2 separate regions of the Homo sapiens genome follow, and region 2 is linked to region 1. Evidence: read pairs that join two places in POLR2A ChIA-PET (ENCODE). Cell type or tissue: Panc1. All regions are shown on one strand. Each heading gives the region's core, and the rest is flanking DNA. Links, peaks and the distances in the headings are about the cores only. Region 1 overlaps ANXA2 (annexin A2). Region 2 overlaps RORA (RAR related orphan receptor A).

Region 1 (11,096 bases), core at 3,817-6,316:
ATTAAAGGGGACTTGGAACAAAAAATGCCCTTAGGGACCACTATGACCAACTTCTTCCTTGCAGAAGAGGGACTGAAGCCTCAAAGTGAAGAGCTGCACCCAAAAGCATACCCCTAGGACCAGATCCGGCTCCCAGACTGATTCCTTTTAACCATTACTTGGTTAAAATACTATCTCATGCTGTACATCTCTCCAAAGAGAAGAAACGGGGGGTGGGGGAGGAAAGAATGGAAGGGAGGGAGGAAAGGAAAGAAGGGAGGGGAGGGAGGGAGGGAGGGAGGAAGGAAGGAAGAGCAGGAAGAAGGGAGAAAGAGAAAGAGGGAGAGAAGGAAGAAAGGGAGAAGGGAGGGAAGGAGAAAAGGAAAAAGAAAGAAAGGAAGGAGGGAAGGAAGGAAAGGAGGCATGGGTTGAGCTAGGTCTGGATCTACTCCATTAAAGCTCGATGACAATTTCAAATCGCCAACGTATGGCGATTTGAGGGAGAATAAAGAGACAACCAAAAATGTCTCAGTAAGACCCTGACAAGAAGAGGACAAATGTATCACCTACCTTTGGTCTTGATGGCTGTTTCAATGTTCAAAGCATCCCGCTCAGCATCAAAGTTAGTATAGGCTTTGACAGACCCATATGCACTTGGGGGTGTAGAGTGCTGAGGTTAAAAGATAAACATACTCAAATGACACACATTTAAAATCCTCTTGTTGAAATAACAATGCCTAATATGTTTTCCTATTGTTTCTTTTAACAATTCAGATCATTCTCATACTAGGTAACTAGGTAGGTATTAACACACCATCACACTTCACGCAAGCAATTTCATTTTTTCTAATAAGAATTCTTCAAAGGCTCAGCTAGTTTAGAATATGCTGTCTCAATTTCAACTTCTCATCTTACTTTTAGTGAGAGATCAAAAGTAGACAATGCAAAGCTGGAGACCTGAAGCCAGCATTTACTCAGGATGGCTCTGAAGACCATTAAACTGGGCTGGCAACAATTCGAAATAAGCTGAAAATGTGGAAATGCCTCAAGGACAAGGGTGTTTAGCTAAGTTTCTGCTACAGGTACATGAATTTCTACTGGGCCAGTGTTGCTGAGCTTACAATTCAGATAAATGAGGGAAGCAGCTTCTCCCACCTCTTTACTTTGGTCACCACTGTGGCACCAAGGTGGTCTGGCCAGACGGCCCACATCCTCCTTGTGTTTCCCCCCCTCTCCTCTGTATCCTTCCCTCTGCCTTTATTAATACCATCCCTTGTGCCTACCACCCTCCACTCTTCCTAAGATTTCTTATTGCCTTCTAAACCATACCCTCTTCCTTTCCCAATGCTTTTCTTTTCTTTTCTTTCTTTTCTTAGGTAGGGTCTCACTCTGTTGCCCATGCTGGAATGCAATGGTGTGATCATGGCTCAGTGCAGCCTCAACCTCCTGGGCTCAGATGATCCTCCCACATCAGCCTCCTGAGTATCTGGGATTACAGGCACCTGCCACCACACCGGGCTAATTTTTTCATATTTTTTGTAGAGACAGGATTTCGCCGTGTTGCCCAGGCTGCTCTTGAACTCCTGGGCTCTAGTGATCCTCCCATCTTGGCCTCCCAAAGTGCTGGGATTACAGGCGTGGTGGCTCACGCCCAGCCTTTCAGTGCTTTTCAAAGCTCATTATCCTTCCTGATCTGACAGATGGGAATCTCCCATTCCAGATTGAGGTAAGGACAATGGAGTGCTTCTACGTCAGTTCTCCTTTCAAGGTATTAACTTCCCTCCTTCTTTGAAATGCTCTTATAGTTTTCCCTCTCCCTGCTACCCAGTCCCAAAGCTAAGGGCAGACAAAGAGGATGTACATTGTGGTTGTGGTTGGCTGATGGCTGGTGGAGGCAGCATCACTGCCCATCCTCATCATCAAGGCTCCCATCCTGCAACCCACCCCAACCCCCCCAGCACATAATGCCCGTATAATGTGATGACTTGGCCTTGGCGCAGTTTCTGTGAAGAGTGAAAAGGCCAAGATCCGTGAGTTACTTCTCCACCCACAGGCATCACATTATAAACCACCCAGCACCCACGCCATTCCATTTTATTAGCACTGAGACTGTATAGGTGAGCATCTAAGATGCCTTCCTATATCTAGATGACTCCCAGGAGAGGCCAGAAATCTAAGTTCAGCATTTGACAAATGTTTCCAAACGCACTTGTGAGGACTATCTTGGCCAAATATTAAATCCAGTTCATATTTATAACCTGACATGCAATGCATTATCAAAGTATGTTCCATCTAATTTCACCACTTAAACTTTCCAGTAAGATGAACTTGATGACATGGAGCACACATTCAGGAAAAAGGCAAAGTGCTATTTTGAAATACTCAGTGTGTTTGCTATGGTAGCTATAAAATGTGGATGAAATCTAAGGAAAAACATTTTCCCATTTATTAAGAGTGCCATCGGTTATTTACAAGGCAGGCAGTCCAGGCATTGAGCCATATCATGTATGACTGCATTTACCAGGAGATATGTCGTCTTGTTCCAAAAACAACAGTGAGGGGGAAAAGTTTTGTGTCATTTTATAGTGTCTCTGGAAATGAAATTAAATCGAGAATTGAACCTATTACCTATAAAATCCACTTGTCTGAAATGAAATTAGTGAGACAAAGTTATCTTTTCTTTCCTTAAAATAATGGGGAACATGTGACATTTTCTATTTCTGCCCCACCTCTCCACACATAAGAAATATACTAGAGTAACTTCAGAGGCTACACAAAAAGCCCTCTTATAAAACCTGATAGCAAATACAATCTAAGTCCATTAGAGAAACAAATTATTTAGCACCTGAATTTGTCTGACTTCAACATGCAGTTTGTATTGTTCCCAAAAACAGCATGCACACGTTTCAAGAAGAAAAAAGATTTTAAAAAAACTCTATAGGCTTTATACTCCATACAACCTGTGCTTTCACAGGCTCCATTAATTTGAACATTTTGATGGCAAGTACCATGAACAATACAGAGGGTCTTGCACCATGTGACCCAAGTCACTGTCAACCCTCTGTTGAGTGATTCATTGCATTTTAATTTCAATCAAAGAATATTTTGAAAGATCTGTCGGATATGGCTACAAACCAGTATCAGTGCTGAGTCTGCGTAAAAGCCATTTCTGCCAGGATGACCTGGAAGATGTATAGTACCATTAGCTATTTTACATATTCATAATTTATATTCCACTTGATTCTAAAAGTATTTGAAATAATTTTAACTTCACATATAGCTTAAATTTTTTATTTGTAAAAAAAAGAAACAAATGCAACAGAATTTCTAGGTTCACATATTTCCTATGAAAGAAAATTCAGTTTAGTTCTAAATTCCCTAATAGCCACAGAAAAAAAGGAAACAGATGAATTACAATAATTTCATTATATTCTTGGTTTTTTAAAAGAAATATCCTAGCTTTTTTAGAGAAAATATTTTCCAGGTGTGAAATTTTTTAAAGTATAGGTCCTCGAGCCAGGCATGGTGGCTCCCACCTGTAATCCCAGCACTTTGGGAGGCCAAGGCAGGCAGATCACGAAGTCAAGAGATCAAAACCATCCTGGCCAACATGGTGAAACCCAGTCTCAACTAAAAATACAAAAATTAGCTGGGTGTAGTGGTGCACACCTGTAGTCCCAGCTACTGGGGAGGCTGAGGCAGGAGAATTGCTTGAACCCAGGAGGTGGAGGTTGCAGTGAGCCGAGATCACGCCACTGCACTCCAGCCTGGCAACAGAGTGAGACTCCATCTCAAAAAATGAATAAATTAATAAATAAAATAAAAGTATAAGTCTTCATCTGGAATAACTTCCTGGACACTGTAAGAAATCCAAAAGATGCAGAATTAGTTTTGATATGGCTGTGGCTTATGCCAACCAGTAATAAAATCCCAGGACATGACATTAAAAGTCATGTACCATCATAACAGTTATTACCAATGACATGCTAAGTATGGCAGAATAAAATTCCAGCCATTCCAGTGTCACTAATTCTGTCCAATTTTAATGTGAGGCCAAGAAAAGTTTCCAGTGCCATGATATTTCCTTCAAATTGAACTACTAGGAACAGCTGAAGTATTAAGAAAGAGGAGAACCAAATGATGACTGTCTGAATTGTCCCCATCTTCCTTAGATGTACAAGGATAGAGAGTAATATGGTTATCCAGAGAGATGTCCAACTTGCAAAAATTATATAAAGTGAAAGTGATATACTTACATCACCCTCCAAGCTGAGCTTGCACAGGATTTCGTGAACAGTAGACATTTTGAAGGAAGCTGGAAAAAAAGTACAACAAAAAGTCTTTATGAAGAGGCTCTCCTTTACTCTGAAGCACAGCGATTCATTATGCTAATTTCTACTCCTTGGACCATTTCATCTGACGATATTGGAGTAGTTTTTGCAAACAGATGCAATTCCCATCTTACGACTGTAAAAACTAAACCTCAGAGATGGTCTGCCTTGGGTTGGGATGGACTACTAAACTAGCCAGTCTTTCTCTTCCTCTGTGTAAACAGAACCTGGGGAGACTGATGTGTGAATGCAAAAACAAAATGTTCCCCATGGCTAATGCAACCTGTTCAGACAGGATAAAACTGAGTCTTCTACTTCTCATAAAAGGTGATGGGCTTGCCGAACCAGCCACTACTTCTGTATTTCTCACAAGTAATTAAACATATTGAGAAGGACCTGAAAGCTACGATGTGAATCGAAATTAGTAGCATTTTCATGTTGCCCTAATTCTTAATTGGAATCTTTATTATTACCCATAATTACTTTCTTAGTCCAATGATACTTGGAAGATATTAAAGTATTTATGAGAAAGACGATGGACAGATTTTCTGACCTTAACTCATTCCATAAAGGACTGAATCTGTTGTATTTAAGATTTGAAATGGTTGAAATGAAGTCATCTTCCAGTTAATATACTTAATGGGGCAGCAAAACAATAGCCTGATGAATTGGCTTTCCACCTTTGCAATCATACAGTTCTCGGAATTGATACACCCAATCCCTGCCAATAAGGAGTGCTCAATTGGTGGTAAATTTATCTCAACAGAGACAAGACAGGTCATCAACATAATCACCCCAAGAATAAAGAAAACAGAGTAGAGCTGCGTCCTGAAATAGACAGGAACGACATTTAAATTGCAGTGACTCCTGCTTTGGTCTCTTTTTGCTTAATATTCTTTGATCAAGGAAACTGCACACATGCAAATACAGCTTTCTATTCTCTTCACTTTGTTTAGTCTAAATATTTTCATAAAACTGGTTTGGCGAGAGTATGTGACATAGATATTTGCTAACTTATAGGAACATTTTGGACTAAGCAGATCCCAGGCCTGGTGTGGGAAGAAAGTGGGGAAATGTAAGAGGAGAGGATTCGCCTTTAGTTGTGGTGAAGGATGTATTTTTGCAAGATTCTCATCCTGGGCTCTCCCCCAGACCACTACTCTCTTCTTGATGCTCACAGAAGCTTTTTATGCACAGCGAAAAGTCAGTCAAAGACCTTCCACTTCCCCCACACTCACAACTCTCAGACAGCCTCCCCACCCCAATTTGTCCCACCGTTGGGGTATAATTCTGGTTTGTAAAAAGTATTGCTCTAGAAATAAACTGTGGTACATTCAGACATGGAATATTATTCAGCACTGAAAAGAAATGAGCCATCAAGCCATGAAAAGACACAGAGGAACCTAAATTGCACATTGCTGAGTGAAAGAAGCCAACTGAAAAGGTAATACAGTGTATAGTTCCAACTTCATACCATTCTGGAAAAGGCAAAATTATGGGGACAGCAAAAAGATCAGGGATTCAGGGGAGGGGATTATTAAGGCAATGAAATGATTCTATCTGATATTGTAATGGTGGATGCATCTATGTACAACACCAACAGTGAATGCTAATGTAAACGATGGACTTTGAGTGGTAACGATGTGTCAATGTAGGTTCATCAGTTCTAACAAATGTACCACCCTGATACGGGATGTTGACAGTGGAAGCTATGCGTATGTGGGAACAGGGGAACATGGGCATTCTTTGTATTTTCTATTCAACTTTGCCATGAACCTAAAACTTTCCTAAAAATGAAGACAATCGGCCGGGTGCGGTGGCTCACACCTGTAATCCCAGCACTGTGGGAGGCCGAGGCAGGCAGATCACGAGGTCAGGAGATAGAGACCAGCCTGGCCAACATGGTGAAACCCCATCTCTACTAAAAATACAAAAATTAGCTGGGCGTGGGGGCGGGCGCCTGTAATCCCAACTACTCGGGAGGCTGAGACAGGAGAATAGCTTGAAACCAGAAGGCAGAGGTAGCAGTGAGCCAAGATCACACCACTGCACTCCAGCCTGGGCAACAAGAGCAAAACTCCGTCTCAAAAAAAAAAAAAGACAATTTAGAATAGTCTTGCTCTGTAGCAGAACCGTCCAATACAGTAGCCACCAGCCTCATGTGGCTACAAAGCATCTGAAATGTGGTCAGTTCAAACTGAGATGTGCTATAAGTGTAAAGGACATTCTGAATTTTGAAGACATAGTATGAAAAAATTATATAAAATTTCTCATTTATAATTTCTTTCTTGGTAAAGGCAGGGTCTTGCTATGTTGCCCAGGCTGGTCTCGAACTCCTAGCCTCAAGTGATCCAAGCACTGAGATTACGGGCATAAACCACTGTGTCCAGCCCAATAATTTATATATTGATCATATATTACAATTACAACTATGATATGTTGAATATATCTTATTTCCATTTAATTTCCTTTTTCCTTTTTCCATTTTTTTTCCTTTTTTTTTTAATGTTTCAGTAGAGACAAGGTCCCACTGTGTTGCCCAGGCTGGTCTTGAATTCCTGGGCTCAAGCAATCCCTCCGCCTTAGCCTACCAAAGCACTGAGATTACAGGGGTTAGCCACCACACCTAGACCTTTTTTTTTTTTTTTTTTGTCTGAGACAGGGTTTCTCTCTCTGTTACCCAGGCTGGAGTGCAGTGGTGCAATCATAGCTCACTGCAGCCTTGATCTCCAGGACTCAAGAGATCCTCCTGCCTCAGCCTCCCAAGTAGCTGGGACTACAGGCGTGTGCCACTACACCTGGCTTTTTTTTTTCCAGTAGAGATAATGTCGCGTTACCTTGCCCAGGCTGACAGTCTTCTTGACAGAGCAAGAAATCTCTAACTTCAACATGGACCAAGAAACATTCTAGAGGGTCTCATCAGTATCCCTCAGCCCGAGAATTACCGAAGCAGAGGTGAAACTCCTAGGATGGACATCAAACCACCCAAGCCCTGGCCTTAACTATCACCCCTGGACTCAGTCAGAACTGGACCAGGTCTGCAGCAGGGGATAAACTGTTGTCATCTGCTGTGCAGAATTCTAGTCTCTACCATAAACAGGCAAGAAATAAAAAATGCCAAACGTAAAACAAAAGCAAAACCAGGGAACTAGCAAGTCAGAGTTGCAAACAGAGTTGTTTCCACTTAGAGAGTATAGATTAAATTCCACTTGTTTATGAAATCAGACACCTCACATTGGTTCCGATGTTTAGAAAATCTCAACTAGAGGCACGGTAACTTTTCATTGTGTTGTTCTTTCAAGTTGTCTTTCCAGCTCTGAGCTTTGTAGACTGCTGCCTACCCGTGTCCCACATGGGACTCCCCAGTACTGTGCAGATCAAAGACAATCTGATAGGCTTCTTTACACTCTCCATTCATGTTAATTCTTCTCCCACAGCCACAACACCTTGAGGAGACTGTTAAAAGCCCCACAAATCTTCCTTTCGGTTTCACCATTCATAACTGTGCTGCTCTTTCATCAAATCAGTCCTGCATGCCACCACCAACTAAATCTCCCCATTTAATCTTGTCAAAATCATTTGACATCATTCAAAATCAGTCCTCCAGCAGAGCCCAGCCTTCAAAGATGAGCATCAGAATCCTGTAAACAGTAAACAGTTCCCTCTGTTTACTCCTCAGCTACAGTTGACTAGGGCCAAAATGTGACTTGCCTCTCCGCACTCACCACTACTTCAGTATCTGCTCCAACAGGGTCACCACGACCCCTACTCTACAGAACTCTATCTTGCCTTTCACTGCCAGGGCACTTTTTGATACCACTTCATTCATCCATTCGGCAGAATGTTTTAAGTGCCCTACACGTGCCAAGTATTCAAATGGTGAATGCATAGGTACAATTCAAAGCAGTAGAAAGTATATGGTTGACCTCATCTTCCCTACATAGTCCCAGTCCCCCTACAGATTTCAGATTATCTTTACATAATGCAGGTGCTAAATCAACTTGAAAACAATGAGTTGCTATTTTGCATAACATTTATACTATGTATAACCATTTTGCAGAAAAAAAAAACAAAACACAAACATCACAATAACCACAAAGTCACACTTACCACAAAGCAGTATCTATGAAATTTGACATTATCCCATGCAGGTGCCTTTTGTATCCATATAAATATTTCCTACTTCATGTGAGTTTAATGGCAAACATTTTCACCCTAGAAATAAAATATGGCCACTTTCCTCCCATGCCGATAGCATTCCGGAAAACATGGTGAACATTCCTAAAACCCACTGGGCTTTCTGTAAGAAGTGTGGCAAGCACCAACCCCACAAAACGGCACAATACCAGGACTCCCTGTATGCCCAGGGAAAGCGGCGTTATGACAAGAAGCAGAGTGACTATGGTGGGTAGACTAAGGCAATTTTCTGGAAAACGGGTAAAATTACAAAGGAGGTTGTGCTGAGGCTTGAGTGTGCTGACCCCATCTGCAGATCTAAGAAAATGCTGGCTGTTAAGACATGCAAACATTTTCAACTGGGAGGAGATAACAAAAGAAAGGGCCAAGTGATCCAGTTCTAAGCATCATCTTTTGTTTTATTATGAGGACAATAAAATCTTGAGGTTATGTCCAAAAAACAAAACAAAATAAAAAGAAATAAAATACAGTGCTTGCTTCTTCACTCCATCAAATCCCCTAGCAATGCAAAGTCATTTTGCATATGATCTATTATTCGCTGGAAGGAACAGTTGGCTTTGCGATTCACTGTTTGTTAAAACATTAGTTTAATATAGCATATTTGACTAATGAGAATGTGTCAGTGTGCTGCTATCCTTGAAAGCAGGAAAAGGAAGTCTTGGCAGTGCTACTGTAGGTTACAAACACTGGTAATACGCAAGGAATTAATCAACGAACCCATACCAAGCATACGCTGAGCCTGCACTATATTAAAGGATACAAAAGACACTTATAAAACTGTGAAATGCAGACTTCCACCCTGCAGGACCTTTGAGCTCTCTTCCCTTCGTGCCTCTGTGACACACTGAGAGTCTAGTCCAGGGTCACCCAGTGAATTAAGTAGCTGAGGCAGGGCCAAAACCCAGATCCCCAGACTCCTGGGCCAATGCCCTTTCAACCTCACCACAATGGTTCTTTATTCCAAGTGATTAAGACACAGAGAGAAAGATCACAGCCATCAGAGCGGGATTAGTTAAGGGCTTAACAGGGAGGTGCTGTCTGCCTAGGCTGAGAAGGGTGAATCACCATGGGAGGTTCCAGCCAAGAAGCAAGGGGGAAGGCCTGGGGAGAGGGGAAGAGGAATAATGCCCCAGGGTGGCAGAAGAACAAGACTACAGGCTGGAAAATGAGCCACGTCCAGTGGGGTGCCCTGTGGGGAACCTAAAATATAAGTCTCTGAATGGTGCAAAGTTAAGCTTGCCTATGGAAATACTGGGGAACCTATGAGCCAAAATGATTGGGACTCAGTACTCATATTTATCTATTCACCAAAACATTTGCTCTGGAGGCAGAATTTTCTTACTGAAAACAACTACTCTGACTTCAGTGTACTTACTGTTTTGAATGAAAATAAAAAATAAAGCCTACATGCTGTATGAGACAATTTCACCTCTACTCACTCCTCATCACCGTATAAAACTCATAAATCCATTAAAAACAGAACCACTACTCCTTTTCTGGCAGACTTCTCTAAAGAACATGAAAATGGCAGTTTGCACCACTCTTTCCAACACTTCAACCTCACCCAGCTTGCCGACTGGTTTCAACTCTCCAACAAGAAAAAAAAAAAAAAATCAGCAAATTCAATCTGTTGATGAGTACATCTACATACACATCAGTGCCGTGCCTTCCATTCCCAGGGAGGGCAGGGTCACTAGACAACATCATTAAAATGACCCTTTATCAGAGAACGTTTTTCTGTTTAAGGAAATAAACTAGAGGTACAGGGAGACTCACTGATAAGAGCCATACCCACCTCAAACTGGTTTAAAATCATTCACTACTTGGGTAGGAAAACAGGTCACTTGGCCCCACCCTAATGAAAAGAACAGTTTCTTCTGCCTTGAAAAGGCTGATAAATGAGACTGTGAATGCCTGGCTAAAAAAGCTCACAGTGCAAGGCTGATCATTAATGAAATCAGTGCAGTTATTGAGAAACAAGTCATTTACATTTAACATAAGGACTATATTATTTAGGTTGGTGCAAAAATAACTGCCATTACTTTTAATGGCAAAAACCACAATTAACTTTTGTACCAACCTAATAATTTAAGGGTTTGTCCTTATTAAAAAAAAAAAAACTCTATAGATTTTATTGTATTCTATTGCTTCACTACGAAAGTGCAGTTACAAACAAAAAAAGGACAAGTGAAGCAGTTTTAACTTTACTCCCAAAAAGAAGAGTAAAAGTTTACAAAAAGGTTAAAACAAACAAACAAAAGAAAACTTAAAAGTCAACACTTCAAATAGTAAAAACACATTCTACTGAACTAAATTAAGAACCAGTTCCAAAAAGCCCAAATGTTAATCTGAACAAACAAAAACATACTGCAACAGGGCTGGTCTGCACAGGCAAATCTGAGTCTAATCCAGAAGTTTTGTGGACACACCCACTTCACAGTTTAAACGTGGAGTGTTGATGCGTTACCGCAAAACAGATTCTTAGCAACCATGGTGAATCAATCAGGGACTGGTGATTCAAATGAAGATTTTAAAGCAAAAATGGGTAGAGGTGGGAGTGTGGAGAGTTGGGTTCTCCATCAAAGCTCT
Region 2 (17,712 bases), core at 6,768-9,267, 160 kb after region 1:
TCAACGTTCACAAGTATATTGATTAAATTAGCCCACATACATATTCATCCCAGCAAAGAGGTTTATTGTGTAGTGGAATATCTGGAGCAAGATGCGCACATATAATCATGAATTGGCTTCACAATGAACAATCTTGCTATGAAAAATTCTAATTTGCCCACATTTTCAGCCCTATTGCCTAAATAATTTGCTCTCTCATGCACCCTGTGTAATTCAAGCAGGCTCTCCACACCTGCAGAGGCAAATGCAGTTTCAAGGAGCTGACAACAAGTGGCAGCGGGCATCAGGAAATCCTGGAATGCAAGGGTGCTAATTAACCAAGTGGTCCTTGGGGCTAGGCTGTCATTTAGCACTGCACTTCTAGAAGAAGTTTGCTTTGAATTTTTAATTATAAAAGGAACAAGAACTTGGGCACTAGCATTCTTAAGATGACATTTATTCCTCAGGACCTATCTTAGGAGATAACATGGTCCAGAGAACAATGCCCATTTTCCCAAAGAATTAAAAAAATAAAAATTGTATGACAGGCACCCAGTACTTCATTCTGTGGGTGAGTAGTGATCTCTCAATAATAATCTAATTTATAATAATAATATCTACATGTATTTGTGCTAATAATGTGTCACGCATTATATCTCACTCACTCCTCCAATACCCTATGCGGTAGGCATCACTTACTTAATTGTTACTGTCATCATTGTCATCATCATCATTGCACTCTTATTAAGCAATCACTAACCAGGGCTCAAAAGACATCCCCTAAGTAGTTTGTTTAAACTTAACACACTACTCAGGAATTGATGTCAACATCTCTTGCTGGGAGTTATCCCCGTAGTTTATAACTAAAAATAACCATCAACCTTCTAGGCCACTGATCTCAGTTTCACAAAATTCTGGTTAGAATTTTAACCCTAAAATGACCAATGTCAACGTTTGACAGTTCTTAAGGCCGGGCAGATTACTTAACCTCTCTGAGCCTCAGTTTCATACTTGAAGATTCAAGGATGTGATACATAAATGACATACCATATATATGATATCTGTATGAGCATTTTATATATGTATTCTCTATATATGCCCATCACATAGTTCTTAGAAATAGCTGGCACTCAGTAAATAGTAGTTATTATTATTGTTGTTGTTGATAAGAAATCCTGCCTTATAGTGAAATGAAATTCTTTCCTCCAGACTTTAAGCTCTTTCCGAGGTGGGGATAGAGAAAAGCTGCTTATCCTCCAAATAACATGACAGGCAGTTCCTACCAGCTACCACAGCAATCCTTCACAACATTGCTGCTTAACTGTTTGCCACAACACAGTGGTATGTTGCAATAAGTTGCAGGAGTGTCACAGGGAATTGGTTACTAATAAAAGTTTTACAAAATTAAAGTTTTTTATTGGTTCACATAAAAACTAAACTAATATAGACCCAAGGTTACCCCAATAATATCGTTCACTCTAGCTCAATTGCACAACCAAATATTTTCTTGAATTGGACTGAATGGGGTGGGGTTACTGCTGGCTTGCCAGGAAACGGCCAATGGCCGAACCTTGGGTACACCTATGAGAACATGTCTGTCATACTTATGAATGTCAACCAATTTTGTGTGTCTTGCAAAAACGGTCAAAAACTAGTGCTTTAAAAAGCCTATCTATCTTTTACACAGATCTGTTGATGGTGTTTTTTTCTGGAGTGCAGAGAATATGGAGGACTTTTCACTTGCTATGTTAGATATTTCTCTAATGTTTGAATTTTTTACAACCAGCATGTATTACTTTTCTAAGCAGAAAAACCAATAAAGATTAAAAAGAAAAACCCTAAGGCATTTGATTTTATTTTCAGTAAAATGGCTTGAGTCCTTTATGGATTAGTCACTTTATTTTATCCCCTGTTTAAAACTGCCAGGGTATTAAAGGCTTCTGCAGCTGCCTGAATGGCGGCCTGGCTTGCGTGTCAAGGTTAGCCGGGGGAGAGCTGCAGAGTCTTCACCTTATTCCCTGGAGGGACTTCAGGAGCACCAGGCTTCTAGAATTTTGTGGCCCCCTTGTTTCAGGGCTTCTAAAGATGGTCATGCAGGTTGTGCTCTGCCCAGTGCGGCCTAGCTGAGGGGTCAAAAGTAGAGGTTGAAATGCACCTGGCTGTGAGCCTTGCTGCAGAGTGACTGCAACAGCCTGGAGAGAGGAAACCTTTCTTCAATCTGTCTACCCAGACAAGCTCCCTTTTTTCAAACCCTCCTTCCAGGGGTAGTGCCCCTTCTCTACAGTGCTAGGAGTGGACAGTTCAGGGAGCAACATGCTTTCTCTCCACTCTGCCATGGGAGGCCCCAGGACACCATAAGGGTTTGCAGAGAGCTCTCATTACATCTCCATGTGGAAGGGGAACAGACCATCGACCTGGACCTGTGGCTTGGAATAGAGTATGGGTATGTTCCATAGCACAGGCATGTTCAATGGCCATCAGGGATGAGTAGAGCCGAGTTATAGCTGCATCCTATGCAAACTAACGATGAACTTGTTTGGCCACTTGGTCTGCTAAGTTCATTTTAAATATAACACTAATATGTTTCCCTAGTACATTATTTTCTTCTCTTGATTTTGGATTCTTTCATGACAGTATTTCATCCTTGCTGAACCTCACCAAAACAATTAGATCTCCAAATAGAAAGCCCTACTCCTTCAGTAAGCAGTCTCGCAGTCATTTTTGGCAAAAATAGTAATGCCTGAGTTTTTGCAGAATTCTATATAGTTTTCAAAGTTTTTATCCTTGTTAGCTTGCTTTGATTTTGGTGCTTTCAACATCCCTAAAGGAGGCAGATAGGTATTATCATCCCCATTTTACAGATACGGAAAATGAGCCTCAGGAGGGTTAAATGGCTTCTTCTCTATGTCCAGATTTCCCAGGGTTTTGATGTAGACATAGCCACAAGAAAGAGAGACTTGGTGTCTCTTTCCTATTCAAGATTATTTGATGTGTTTAGATTTATGCCATCACTGATCTGGGGCTCTCAAGAGGACATGACACCAAAAAGAAAGCACTGGGAGTCAATTCAGCTAAGAGGTGGAGTTGGCCCTTCCAGGTCTCCCTCTGAGACTGAACTCCCTGGGTGGCCTCAAGCAATTCACTTACACCTCCACTTCCTCCATCCATAAAAATGGGAATAATTCTTACCTCCCAGGCAGGTGGTGGTAAATGAGTGCTCACAAAGCTCTTTGAAGATGAAAAACCTATATAAATGGGAAGCTTCAGGAAGCTTGCCACATCATTCATGGCAAAGATTGCGATGCTGTGTCCTATTACCCATATCCAGCTATGCCACAAAGAGAATAAAAATTACACAGTACCATAATTCTCATCTGCTAGCTAGACTTACTTAAATGTTTTTTAATCATTGGTTTCCAAGATGCTTTCCCAAGGGACTGATGGGTCCAGATGTTACTATCTTATTCACAACTTAGAAGAAAAAGAGCACTTAGATGGAGAGGTCGCCTCTCTATGCAAAGTCCTTGACCTAGCTTTATCTAGGGCTTGTACGGTCTTGTCGGGGCATCATGGAAATGGCACGATTCCCACTTGTTAACATAATAAACATATATGTCACCCTCTGACAGACATCCCAAGCCTTATTATTAAGTTGACATCTGACTCAAATGAGTCTATCAAATTATAGCCATTAAAAAAAATGTTCTGCATCTTACTAAACAAGCCACTTCTCAAAAACTTCAACTGGATTGTAATTTCTCCGGAAAACTTAATGGCTTTAAAAAAAACATTTTTCAATAAAAAGTGTTGAGTATACCTGCCAAATGCACACACACACACACACACACACACACTCCTCAAACCATCAAGAGATCAAACATTTGTGAACTAAATTTAAAATAAGACAAAATTGAAGTTTTGGAACTTTGACGATTTTTCTTCAGTCTTTTAAAGACTTAGTTGTGTAAGAGTTAAAATACTGCGCCAGAATGTCCCATCTGAATTAAGAGAAAGCTGAGCTGTGTGTGCAGGAAATCTCTGAAGAATAAGGAAGCCAGGCACATCTTCTCATGTGGCTTTCTGTGAATATGCAGGTGGTTCTGACAATGGGAACTGAATATTAATCCTTTGTAATATATTTCCATCCCTACTAGATTAAGCTTTCTAGAGAAACTGACTCACATTCCCTGATGCATATGTATCTCTGCTAAAAGCCAAATCCAAATGAGCACTTTTATCCCTAGACAGGGAAATTCTGTCAAATCAGAGAGGAAACAGATTTTTCATCTAGAAGAACAGTGGGTGGCTTTTTTAGATCCAGTTCTCTCTAGAATTCTCCTATCACATAGTAGTGCACAAACTGTTTAAGGCAGTTGACTCTATACCTTTTTTGGTATCTACCTGGTAACCAGTTTAAACCTTGAGTGAAAGACCTGAACAGCAAGAGAATAAGCTTCCTAATACTTCATCCTACTCATCCAGTGGGTCAGATACTAAATAAGTAAGTTCTCACCCAATAAATGATACCACCAGGATCAGCAATACAATCCTTTTTTTTTTCTTTTTGTTTTTCCTCTCTTTTGCCTTTGTAAACAACAGAACGTATTTGTTGTTAAGGATTTATGGGGTTATGTGATATCAAGGGCTAAGATAAAGGTAATTGGCTATTTAACCAATGGTTCTCAGTTGGCGTAAGGTCCCTCTAAGATTCTAGAATTAACTACATTTTAAAATATAAAGTCCTTGAAGATTTTCTAGGACCCTGGGATCAGTAACATTTAACAAAAGTCCTCTTTCTCTAGAATCTCTCGGGGTGGGTTAAATGTCATTTCATATCAGCAGGAAAGAGAACCCATTTATTTTGCTAAGTGATTAGACTATGCTCAAGGGAAATTCCTAATAACGTTGTTTCCAACAATGGTGTCCCTTACATAATTCTGGATAATACTAGACAAAAAAAGTCATCTGACTCACAGAACTGCATACGTATTTTCTTGCGATCAACCTCACTCTAGATACCAATTCCTTTTTTTCTCCTTAACAGGAACAATTACGCTACATTTAGGTGAAATCCTCCTTACAGCTGAGAGCACTGGGGTCAACTCTTTGCTTTCATTGCTCAAGGTCTGTTTTTCACAACAGAAAAGAACATCTTTAAAACCATACCAAATCTGGTGATCTAGTTTCTGCTCAACCGAAAACATCAGAATTACACTTACTGCATTTTATGAAACAATCTTACTTTAACCAATTACCCCCAACATTCTCACACCTAAGCCTACGAGAAAACCACTCCACTTTGCAGCTGTCTTAACTTCACACCAAATTTCACATAACCCCACAAATTCTTAACAACCATTGATTACTAATTCCACCTGCACAATTTCCATGACCCCCCCCCCCCAAAACTGTGCGGTCACAAAACCCAGCTGCATGAAGTAAGATGTGCAGAAATGGGTCAAAATAACAAGAATCCAGATTAAGTCATAAAAGCTTACCAGGCAAAGGAACCCATCATTTCTTTCCATGAGCTCCGATGGCATTCTGAAGATCTGCTACTGCTCATTGAATAGATGTCACTCAAGAAATATTCCCCAACTAAATAAACTGGATTCATGGTAAAAGATTGGAAATAACTTAGAACATTAAACCTTGAAAATGCATTTACATCCCTCTATAGCAAGCCCAGAACACTAAAAAGACAACATATTTATAGTCACAGGAACATGGTGTCATGACACCAAAACTTCCTTGGTCCACAGATCATTTTAGTGGGTGAGGACTGTTAAGAGAATTAGCCCACAGCCTGTATTTCTGCTCCACCTCTGTGCTGTTTTCCATTTCAAAAAAGTGTCCTTAGAATTAATAAGAGGATGAAGCTTTGGATGAGAGATGAGGGAAGGATCCGGTTTTTATTAAAAATCACAGGCAAATTATTTAGGCTTGCCAGAAGCGGAAGTGTAAATGTTTTCATATTAACCACTTTAAGATTGTAAGATCTTGAAGAATTAGAACTCCTAGAAATTCAACTAGTTCCTTCACCTCCAGTTTCCAGGACATGGTCATTAACATCTAAACAAAAAATATGGCAAGTTCTAAGCCTTTCAAATACATCACAGATGTATTTCTGAACTGTGGCTCAATGGTATTTCAAAAAATTCTCTTTTGTAATGCTTTTCTAAGACAACCAGTTCAGCCAGGCATACTAATGACCAAACAACGTGAGGACTTGTTTCTGACTTTCCCTAAATGCATGGTCTTTAAACTTGCTGATTAAAGAAACATTTCCATTCTTAATTACAACATATAAGCTCAACCTGAGAATGGATAGCAATATTTGTGGATAGCTGAAGCACAGTTATTTCTGTGCCTATTCCCAAGGGGAAGTGGCAGGAGCTGGTGGCTATTTCTTAGTAGGAAAGGGAAATACAGAAAGAGGCAGCAGAGCTTTGGGGATTTAAGTAGTTGCGAGACATAAGGAGAAGAAATGCTCTGGACTAAGCTAAGAGATTGTCAGATTTATTTTAAGAAGGTCTGACATCTGAGCATCAATGCACACACTATAACACCTCATAAATGTCATTTTTTTCCCCAAGAAAACGAAATGTATAGCCTGTGTATTTATCTTGAAGCCACTTATTTTTATGTAAGTCATGCACTAGAGGCAAAGTAAGAACACAACAGCCATGTAAAGATATCAAAACGAGGCCCGCACCACTGTCCTTCCTATTCCATTTTCAGTTTCTGCTCCTCTAGTCCAAGGTGCTTCTTTTGCCTACAGAGACAAACATTTCAGATGACATTCTATGACTGTCCTGAAAACACTGCTATCAGCTATCCACTGTTTGGCAATGTGTGTCTCTGTCACTTAAGATAGCTTGAGTGAGTGAGTGTGACATTATCACTGCAATAAGTGAATCTTTCTAATTTGCAGTAAAAGTATACCATTCACACACTTTGGTACTTCAGTACGGCAAGGTTTTGAAATCCATTTCACAAGTGGTGGCAGCACATTTCACATCGGATGGAAACACACTCTGATTGCTAACAGCTGCTGTGGGCACAGCTTACTGTCAAAGCCAGAGCTCAGAATAGCAGGTCCTTTTTAATGCCAATAGCTGCTACCATCTTAAATGGTAACACAGGCACACACACACCACACATACACACACATACCACACATGCACACCGTATGCTCACATGTACCACACATACGTACACTACACACATATACCATGCTCACACACACCACAGATGCACACCTCACAGCACAGCACACAGGCACACCTCACACACACGGCACACAGGCGCACCTCACACGGCACACAGGCACATCTCACACATGGCACACATGCACACCTCACACAGATGGCACACATGCACACCTCACACACACGGCACGCATGCACACCTCACACACACGGCACGCATGCACACCTCACACACGGCACACATGCACACCTCACACACGACACACGGGCACACCTCACACACATGGCACACGGGCACACCTCCCACACACGGCACACGGGCACACCTCCCACACACGGCACACAGGCACACCTCAAACGACACACGGGCACACCTCACACACAAGTCTATTCAGCTGCAAGTCCTGCCTCCACTTGCTGAGAACCTGCATGACTGGGCACCAAGGATACGGCACACACACGCACCCACCCCACATACATACAGTCCACACACACACAACACATATACACCACACGCACCACAGATGCACACCACACATGCCACACACACATACACTGCACACGCACCCTACACACACCCCCCACATGCTTACACATACACCTCACCCCCCACCCCCAACATGTGGGCCTACACACGAGTCCATCCAGCTGCATGTCCTGCCACCACTTGCTGAGAACCTGCGTGACTGGGCACCAAGGACACGGAAAGGATACACAGAACCCACCAGCGCACCTCGTCTTGTTACGTTAGCTTCACTGCATAGGAATTAAGGATGAAAGTGAAAACTTTTTTTTTTTTTTTTTTTTTTTTTTTTTTTTTTTTTTTTTTAAGGAAAAAGGAGAGAGTTGATTATGACCTTGAAGACAAAGTGTAGAGATTTGATTTGCAAAATCTAGAGTCTGGGGTTGAATCTCTACCCTGACATTTGTTAGCTATGAGAACTTGGACACTTTCTTAATCTCTCTGTGCCTCAGTTTCCTCACCTTTAAAACGAGCCCTATCTCATTATTACAGGGTACACAAGTAAAGTGCCTGTAGCATCAGTGCCCACCACATAGTAAGGGCTCCATAAATGTTAGCTATAATCATCATCACTGTCTTTTTTTTTTCTTTAGACAGGGTCTCACTCTGTCACCCAGGCTGGAGTGCAGTGGTGCGATCACAGCTCACTGCAACCTCCACTTCCTGGCCTGAAGCAATCCTACCACCTCAGCCTCCTGAGTAGCTGGGACTACAGGCACACACCACCACACCTGGCTTTTTTTTATATTTTTTTCAGTAGAGATGGGGTTTCACCATGTTGCCCAGGCTGGTCTTGAACTCCCGGACTCAAGTGATCTAGCTGCCTTGGCCTCCCACAGTGCTGGGATCACTGTCTATCTTTTAAGGATGATAGTATTTGGCAGGGGCTGCAGCTGGAGTTGAGGGAACTATCAGAAGAATGAAGGATAGGTCACTGTATTCCTTTTGTTGTGTAACGACATGGAGTTTAGCAGCTTTATTTCTAACACAGAGGCCTAATGTGAGAAACAACACTAACCAGGGCACGATAGAAAGAAACCAGTGTTTCTTTCTAGGGAAAGCCCACAGTGAGGCTGGCATCTTGGAGAGGTGGTAAGTGGAGGAAGTGGGAGAGAGGCCTCACACACTGGTAAAGTGGGGAAAAGACTGAACTACAGGGTTCGGAGGCTCTCACAACTGCCTGTGCAGTGAGCAAAATTCACCAAATGCCTGTAACGCTTTGTGACCCTCTTTCTCCAGAGCTCAGCCTCCTCTTCTGTTCTTAGGCATAGTGCTGCACTACATAATCTTCCAGAGCCAGTCCTGCTGTATTACACTGTGATGTGAAGAGTGAGCTGAACTCTCATTTCCCCAACAGGGACCTCTTTTTATGGCAAAACCCAGCAGGTTTCATCTCGTCAGGGAAAAGGGATAGAAAGTGGAAGAGAATTCTACCTAGTAACTAATTTTTCATTTTCATTGGTTTAGGAAAGGAAATACAATGAACTGTTCTCTTCGAGATCCAGAATAAAAGTTCTGGCAGCTAGAACACCGTTTTTATACACCGAACCCCTCGTGCTCTCCCTGCTTTTTTTTGTTGTTGTTGTTGTGCTTAATGTTAGAAAATAACATTACTACTATGAAACGAAGAGAATTTTTTTTCAAAACCATGTCTTGCCATTACAGATGAGACAAGGCAACACCATGCTAATACGCTGTTGATGTAAAAATAAAAGTTTTTTTTCCCTTCAAAGTAAACAAGTTAATTGAACGTGCTAGGACAGAGTTAGGTTATTTTTTTTTCCCCTCTCTTTGAAGGCCACTAATTGTGCCCTTTTGCTTTAAATCAATAGAGGCAAAGCCCACAGCAGATAGTGTCAGTAATGCAAATCCATTTCCTATTGTAATTCACTTTTCAGAACAAAACCTTTTCCATCAGCAAAGCATTTTAGAACCTCAAGCTACACTGTTCCCACCTGCAACTGTCTAAGGTATTGGAGGTCAAGGACAGTCCAAGGCCAAGTCAAGGACCATCAGGACACAGAGGAGTAACTTCTGAGGCAGCCCCCGGTGGTAACATAAAAGCTTAATATGCATCAGACAAGTGCCTTCGCTGTGAGATGTTGGGGAACCAAGCCCAGTGGGGTGGCTGGCGTCAGCTCAGTGTTCCAGAAAAGCCAAACTGTTCACCACGACTTGCCCTGATTTTGCCTTCACTGCTATTCAAAGAGGCCTGAAGCAGTTACTGAAAGCAATTCCAAGAAATTGAGTTAAAAAAAGAAAATTAAAGTTTAGAAAAAAATCATTTGAATAAGTGCGTAGACTTACAAATAAATTCTGAATGGAACAGAATATTTGGGGGGTTCATAACCTTTGGTATATTTGTTTTAAAAACCAGCCGCACCTCAAACACACCCACCAACAATGAGACGAATGGCTAGCACTTATGAGGAATTATTATTCATTTAAAATACCCTTTAAACTATGTCACAAAGATAAATTTGTTTAGTCCTTACCTGTCCCCACGCTTCAAAATAAACCATAATATTTCTATTGAAGCCAGTTTCTTGTTCTTGGAATCAGCTTTTTGAGTTGTCAGTTAGGCTAGATGAGCTGATTAGTATGGAACTTAACACTGTCAGTAGCAAAACAGGTGCTCTATCAGAGAAATATCAATCCATTTTAGGAATGTTTTTGAGAGTGAACTGTGGTATCTATGAGAGAAAAATCAAGCCTTTTCCCTCTTCTGGTCTGCTACGGTAAATGGTGTGACACAAGGATGTTTCACTGCCCAATTAGCGTGGTCCATTTTAAAGTGAATCTGTTATTTTCCTTTCCTTCCTCATTCTTGACTTTTAGACACTGCAAGTTAACCTCAAAGAATGTCTTCTTTGGGCATAATTTTACAAATATTCTTTAAGATCCTTTATCACATTTCAAAGCACTTTGCGAAAACAAAATGTCCTCAGTGGGGCAGGCGAGATCTCAGGAATAGTGATAGAATTCATTTTAAATAAGTCTGTGTGATTTTTCTACTGTATCATTTCAGGGACTTTGCTTAAAGAGGCTTTAAGGAAGAACTTAAAATGGAGAAAGCCAACTTTTGAACGTGGTGATCAGGTTGCCTTCAGTCTCTTCTACGTCAGGGAGTCAAGGGGCTGTGGAACCATCCGTTCCACCTGCTACATGCTTTCTCACCCTTCTTCTAACCTGACAAATACTATGTGGCATCTCCATCATGGTTGACATTGCTAGGCCCTACCTTATTCAACTCTAACTGAAAAATGGGGAGCAAGAAGGGATTATGTAAGAAAAAATGAAAAACTTTGAGGGCCAACTAACAGATTTCCTAAACTAATGATGTATTTTAATATTCCAGGGATTTGATTTAGGACAAATTGTTATTTGGATGGATGCTTGTCTATTGAGAGAGTAATTGTTAAACTAAAGGAAACTGGTCACAAATACTTTAGCAGTGGCTATAAATGACCAGTGGGCCAAGGATTTTGAGATCGTGAGAGACTTCTCCGGGAATGTTGTCATTCATTTCACTCCAGTGTGGCTCTTTTCCTCCATCTGCGGTAAGCCAAAACAGTTCCCAGGAGAAACAGATAGAGACAGGAAAATAGGTAGCAGTTCTGTATAGTCTTCACTAACAGCTCATAAACCTTAAAAAAATGGGATTTTAATAAAGCCCATTTTTATATTTTTAAACATAAAATGGAATAAAATGATAGTTCCAAAGGACTTCCTGTGGGGAAAGCTTCAATGTCACAACTAAAATTTACATCCAATTCCCCAGCACACCCTTGTCCTCAACCCGAGTTTGCGTAACAGAGGTTTGCTGAGCCTGGAAACAGGGAATTCTGTGTGACTGCAGTAAAAGCACCAAGCGGCCTCATGATCAAACTCTCCTGCCTCTTAGTGATTTCTGAACTGGTGGCTGAAGTCAGAATTGTCCGTGATTACTATCAGATTATGACAATGAAAGTCACCATTCTGTGTTCTTTTGAGCAGGATTTTCCCTCGTGTTGTCCCTCCCTTCAGCTTCCCACACTCACTGCTTGCGTAGCATTTTGTTAGGGGAGTAGCAGTTCTGACACAACCAAAGATGTGTACGATCAACAGTGGGGTAATGTGGATAACTGACACGTACTGTGGGCGTGGAGATGCTCCTATGTTGTGGTGGATGATAGCCTTCGAATGCTCTTTGTTGTCTTCATTGTCATCCACTCTATTAATGTTCTAGAAGAAAGCTAGTGGCCAATATTTTCTTCCAACAAATTCACTGGCTCCAGGAACCTTGACACCAAAATGAGGATTGAGCGTCAAAGTTCTTATGTTGTCATTGCCCCAAACTACTTGGAGCTACTTCTTATGCAGCTGCTCTCAGTGCCAATGAGATAAGACACAGCTGTACTTTATAGTCCCTCTCCTCCTTTTTTTTTTTTTTTTAAAGATAGGGTCTCGCTCTGTCACCCAGGCTGGAGTGCAGCGGCGTGATCTCGGCTCACTGCAACCTCCACCTCCCCCAGGGTTCAAAGGATTCTCCTGCCTCAGCCTCCCGAGTAGCTGGGATTACAGGCGCCCACCACCACGTCTGGGTAATTTTTGTATTTTTAGTAGAGACGGGTTTCTCCATGTTGGCCAGGCTGGTCTTGATCTCCTGACCTCAGGTGATCCACCCACTTTGGCATCCCAAAGTGCTGGGATTACAGGTGTAAGCCACCATGACTGGCCTTTTTTTTTTTTTTTTAAGGAAAATGGCCTGGTTTGGTTTCTTCACTTACCTTTTTCAGCATATTAACTATTGGTTGTTTTCAAATATCAAGCTCACTTTTCTAGGAGAACTATGGCCACTATGGAGAATATGAAAACATTGCTGAAGGAGGTGAAAGCCATTTCAGAAGAAGAGTTATATATTAGCTTTTGGCAGTGACAGCGTTATGGGCACGGACATTCAGCCTTTCCAGTTGACTGCTTTGAAGGGGCAATGTTCACGTGGAAGTATACCTCCTAGTACGTTTGCTAAAATAAAATCAGCTTCATTACCTAATAACATAAATGACTTTGGGAGAAAACTCTGAGTCTCATGTTTTATTTTTCCTGATAATGCTGTTCAATTAGGGCAGACTTTGTGGAAATTCTGATTTCATTACCCATCACTGCTGCATGAAAATACGCTTTCTGAAGTCACGCTCTGAAAGAAACTAAGTTGTTTGCTACAACTACCCCTACACAGAAATTAGAAAATTATATGAGAAGAAGTTTACTTCAGCCTGCAGTTGGGACACAGGTTATTACTGAAAGTAGTCGTCGGCATGGTTTCTGGTTTCACAGTAAAAGAAGACGACTTGAAAGGACTCAGTGGTTTTGATGCTCTTCTGAAATGAAAACACTCAGTGAGCACATAGCATTGGGTTGTCATTAATGTCAGCCAAGCGAAAACACTGTCTCCATGAACACTGCAGTCATTTCCCCGCCGAGACCATGACTTTCCACTCCCTGGCATTTCGGGCACTGTGCTAGTACTTTTCCAAAAGAGACTCTTAAGGCAATTCATTCTAGATAATCAAACACACACAACAGTCTTAAATGAATAGGTGGCCTGAATTTGCTAAAGTCAGCCAACAATTTCCAGGGGAGAATGTGTTATTTTCTGAGAAATACTGTAAGGCAATGATGAAACCCTCAAGTGCTGGGAGGCACGAAGTATAACTACTACACTTCACGGTAAATAGCATTAGTGTATTTATTTATTTATTTATTTGAGACAGAGTCTCGCTCTGTTCCCCAGGCTGGAGTGCAGTGGCGCGATCTCGGCTCACTGCAACCTCCACCTCCCAGGTTCACACCATTCTCCTGCCTCAGCCTCCCGAGTAGCTGGGACTACAGGCGCCCACCACCATGCCTGGCTAATTTTTTGTATTTTTAGTAGAGACAGGGTTTCACCGTGGTCTCGATCTCCTGACCTCATGATCCGCCCGCCTTGGCCTCCCAAAGTGCTGGGATTACAGGCATGAGCCACCGCGCCTGGCCAATAGCATTAGTTTAAAATCATGTTGTGGATAAAAATGTAATCAAGTAGCTTTACATTGCTCTTATTAAACTTGATACACACAGTTTAACATGGTCTTGTGGAAGAAAACAGGAAAAATCTCTGGCATTCTCGATATGTTCTATGATATGTAGCAGCTCTTATGTTCTGTGTCTGTCGCCTATTTTGTAAACAGGCAACAAAACACCATACTTCATCCCAAAGTTACGAGAAACAAGGAATTAAGCATGTTGTGTTGGATGGAGTTAATGATATAACGTTAAAAAATAACCCCACAGTTTCCATCTACTCTCTTGCTCTCTGCAATCAAGCTGGGCATGAGAGAAGAAAATAAAGTGATTTTCTTAGGTAGCGAGCAAGTGTTGGAAAGTGGCATTTACTATATCACCAGGGCATATTTGTTGTTGTTATTTTTCCTCCCCCATTCATTGCCCATGAATTAATTTAAGAAACAAGGCATCACGGAATAGGCTAAATATAAAAGAGTATTTGCTATGTTTTTTAGTGTCAAACACTATAAGACCAAGGTACTAAACTTTGAATGAGAAAATATTCTGCAGTTTCTCAGGATCTCACATGTTTGTCATACTTCTTACAGTGGTAGTATACTATTTTTAATATCACTTTTATATTGCCGTGATTTTTAAACACCAAGGTAAATTCTCACAGAAAGATTGCCTGGGGATAGGTATGTGTGTGTGGGAGGGAGGATCTGGTGATACTCATATGGTAATCTTTTTATTTCATCCATTTTCTCTGCTTTCAAATTATAAATTCAAACTATAACGTCACTCTCCACCCCCTCCCATCTCCTTCCCAATCAACAAAACAAACAATAAAATTCATATTTTACTATGTGTATTGTGAAACAGCCTACAATAGGACACCAGTGCTTTTTAAAGTCCTACTTTTTATAAAGGGTCTGATTTTCTTCTGGCCATCAACTGAATTGTAAGGACAACATAGCTCATTTTATGAAACGAAAGTGATATTAAAAAACTAAGTGGCTGAAGATGTAATTGTCTATATGTGAGCTGCTTCCGACCTTGAAAAAAGTGTAGAAGAGGGGCCGGGCGCGGTGGCTCACGCCTGTAATCCCAGCACTTTGAAAGACCGTGGTAGGTGGATCATGAGGTCAGGAGTTCAAGACCAGCCTGGCCAAGATGGTGAAATCCCATCTCTACTAAAAATACAAAAATTAGCCAGGTGTGATGGCACACGCCTATAATCCCAGCTACTCGGGAGGCTGAGGCAGAGAATTTCTTGAACCTGGGGGATGGAGGTTGCAGTGAACCAAGATCGTGCCATTGCACTCCAGCCTGGGCAGCAGAGTGAGACTCCGTCTCAAAAACAAACAAACAAACAAACAAAAAACCAAGAGGCACATTTAAGACTTGAAATTTAGATGGAAATTTTAAAGTTTTAAGTTGTTCATATTCTACCCCAAACACATTCATCTCAAAAAATAATATTTAAAGCCATAGAATTTATAATTTATGCGTCAATAGTTTCTCCTTTAAGTGGTCACCAAAAAGATATCAAACTTTTTTTGCTATAAGAGCATATTTAAAAAATATCAATGAAAGTGTTACCAGTTTTCAATCCTCCTCACTTGGACATTAAAGGGATTAAAGTTATTGTCAGCACACACATGGATCAGCTTTCAATGGAAAAAAATTAATGTTTTTTGATGTTGTTTCTTTTCCTTAAGGCTTAAGGACACTAGGAGAAAGACATAAATAGAAGTATATATTATCATCTAGATGGTGACTCTCCAAGGGGATGATGAGGGAAAAGAAGTAATGCTACCCTAATTCTGAAATAATAAAAGCTCAAGCAATGAATGGCTGAATTCACACCTCAAAATTTCATGGAAGACAGGCATACAAAGATAAGCTTTCAAAATTGAATGAACTCATTACCACAATTAAAGAAAACAAAAAGAAACATTTTGCATAACTGCTGGTTTTGCTGCTCCTTCTGCTAATTTAGTTTGTCTGGAAGAGCCACTGTGTGGACCACCCATGCTTCAATGCACTTAACCAATACCTTTAGAAGAAAACAGGATAGCTACAAAGTCATAAAAAGTGGTATCTTTTTATGTTTCAGATTTCCATAAGGCGATTTCACAGTATTGCAGAGTGAAATCAATTAAGAAATAACTATAGCTATATAGGGAATATGCAACACATTAATATATTTATGGAGACTATATCTAGGCACATTTATTTTCAGCATTTGAAAATTACTGGTGAGAGTGAGTAACGTCCCTTCCCTGTTGTTTTGATAATCTCATGTCTTTTAAGCAAAAGGAAATGTATACTGCAAAATAGCTTTACCACTCTGACCTCAATATGGAGTAAAATGACAGATAACAAGCAGAAGCCGGTCAGTTTCACAAGTAAGTGATTCTGATGCTTTGGCTCATCCTGGTCCCTGCTCGGTTCCCACATCCTCATCTGGCTGACTTAGTTAAAACCTGCCATTTCTAAAGTTTAAGAAATTAAACATAGTTTGGGAGTACAAAGAGCCATCTTTGCTCTGATCTCATTAACAACCTCATAAGAGTTCATTTCCCTCACTAACTGTCCTCAGGAATGAAAGTTAAAAGACCTTGAATAATTTTTCCTACCGCCCCACAATGATACTGTACTACTGTCCTCTTTCCTGGTCTGAAACTCCTCTGGAAAGAGATGCACAGCCTCTAGTAAATCATAGTTTTTGTTTTGTTTAGTGTACTCTAAAGAGCTACATGGAACCTTTTAAATCATTCAATGCCAGGTCCATAAAGACCTCTGTGATTAACAAATCAAACCCCTTTCTTTTCAGTCAAGGCACCTGAGACTGAGAGGTAAAGTGACTGTCCTAAGGTTACCAAGCTTGGGCAAGACCAAGGTGATACTGCCACCATCTGTTCATTCTCCTGCCACCTTTTCAACTGGGGTTTATCCCAACCTCCTCATTTCACAGAGAAAAACAGAACCAGTGTGAACAGAAACAATTCACTTGGGAAGAGTGAGCCGAGGCTCTTTTATCAGTGTAGGTGGTTGAACTTCGGTAGCCACAGGGGACCTGACTTTGAGGACACAAAACACAGGATCCTTCGTGGTTCACAGTGGTGGTGTTAGGGAGAGGCAGTGAGCCTTGCATCATAGGTAGAACACGATGCAGCTGCAGGTGCAGAGAGTTATCAGGGAGAGAAGGGCCCAGAAGACTGGGAAAATGATAGTGGTGTCAAACAGGAAAATTACACTGAAATTACACCATGTCTTTTTACATTTTCCTCAGTCTCCGTCTGAGCCACAAGTGCACTGCAGTCATTTCAGAGATACAGAAGCTTATCTTGCTTTTTGAAAAGTTTTTCTTAATATTTGTCCTAGGGTCCACAGGAAATGAAAAACCCAAGGCATCCCTCGCCCTCTCCCCGCAAGTCACCTGCTATGAATACCTGCATTCATTCTACAAAGCCTTTATCAGTCCCTGGAATGCCACGTATTTATTAGCTGTCTCCACACATTAAGAATAAGATGTATAGAGCAGGAACCTGTCATTCTTCTCCATCCTGTCTTCCCAGTGCCTGCCTCAGTGCCTGACACATAGCAGGTGCTCCAAAGGAATAAATAAATTAGGAAATCCTACCACCTGCTTCTAGCATGTAATATCTACTACCCTGGAGTGGAATGAAAGGGTTATTAAAATACCCAATGACAGCCTCAGGTCTTTCCTTCTAGTGTGGAAACTACAGCAAGAACCAACACAAATTAAAGTGTCTAAAAAAATCAATTGGGGCAGGCATCTTCTTCTGAACTACATTTACTAGAGCCTGCCACCCACAGATGTCAAAGGAATTCACAGGATTAAAAGAAAAGGCTGGAGGTGAGAAAGTTAATAACTACTCTTGTGACATCTAGGGCTGGGCTACAAGTGGTCAGCACATGGACCTCTCCATATATGTTGTCAGA

The links. Peaks named below come from ENCODE experiments on the same cell type or tissue, not always from the same donor. Only the 100,000 strongest peaks of a DNase experiment are listed, where the experiment ranks them.
Region 2: POLR2A ChIA-PET joins it to region 1 with 9 read pairs; 5 of 35 experiments call an interaction of 5 or more read pairs at or near these places.

What each region holds. Positions count from the first base shown.
Region 1 is chr15:60,381,793-60,392,888 of GRCh38, forward strand. It overlaps ANXA2 (annexin A2), which reads right to left. Exons shown (of 13, transcript NM_004039.3): 2 at 4,236-4,294; 3 at 550-649. The coding sequence starts at 4,283. It also overlaps the pseudogene RPL36AP44. Among named protein-coding and RNA genes, the nearest start is that of ANXA2, 11 kb to the right of the region's middle. RefSeq lists enhancers at 9,208-9,799, 10,947-11,096. In Panc1, for the core only: no CTCF peak of the experiment used is centred there; no DNase peak of the experiment used is centred there; H3K4me3 peaks cover 901 bases; H3K27ac peaks cover 2,500 bases.
Region 2 is chr15:60,535,194-60,552,905 of GRCh38, forward strand. All of the region lies in intron 2 of RORA (RAR related orphan receptor A), which reads right to left. The region is part of intron 3 of RORA-AS1 (RORA antisense RNA 1); the gene reads left to right. Among named protein-coding and RNA genes, the nearest start is that of RORA-AS1, 65 kb to the left of the region's middle. RefSeq lists a silencer at 13,135-13,184. In Panc1, for the core only: no CTCF peak of the experiment used is centred there; no DNase peak of the experiment used is centred there.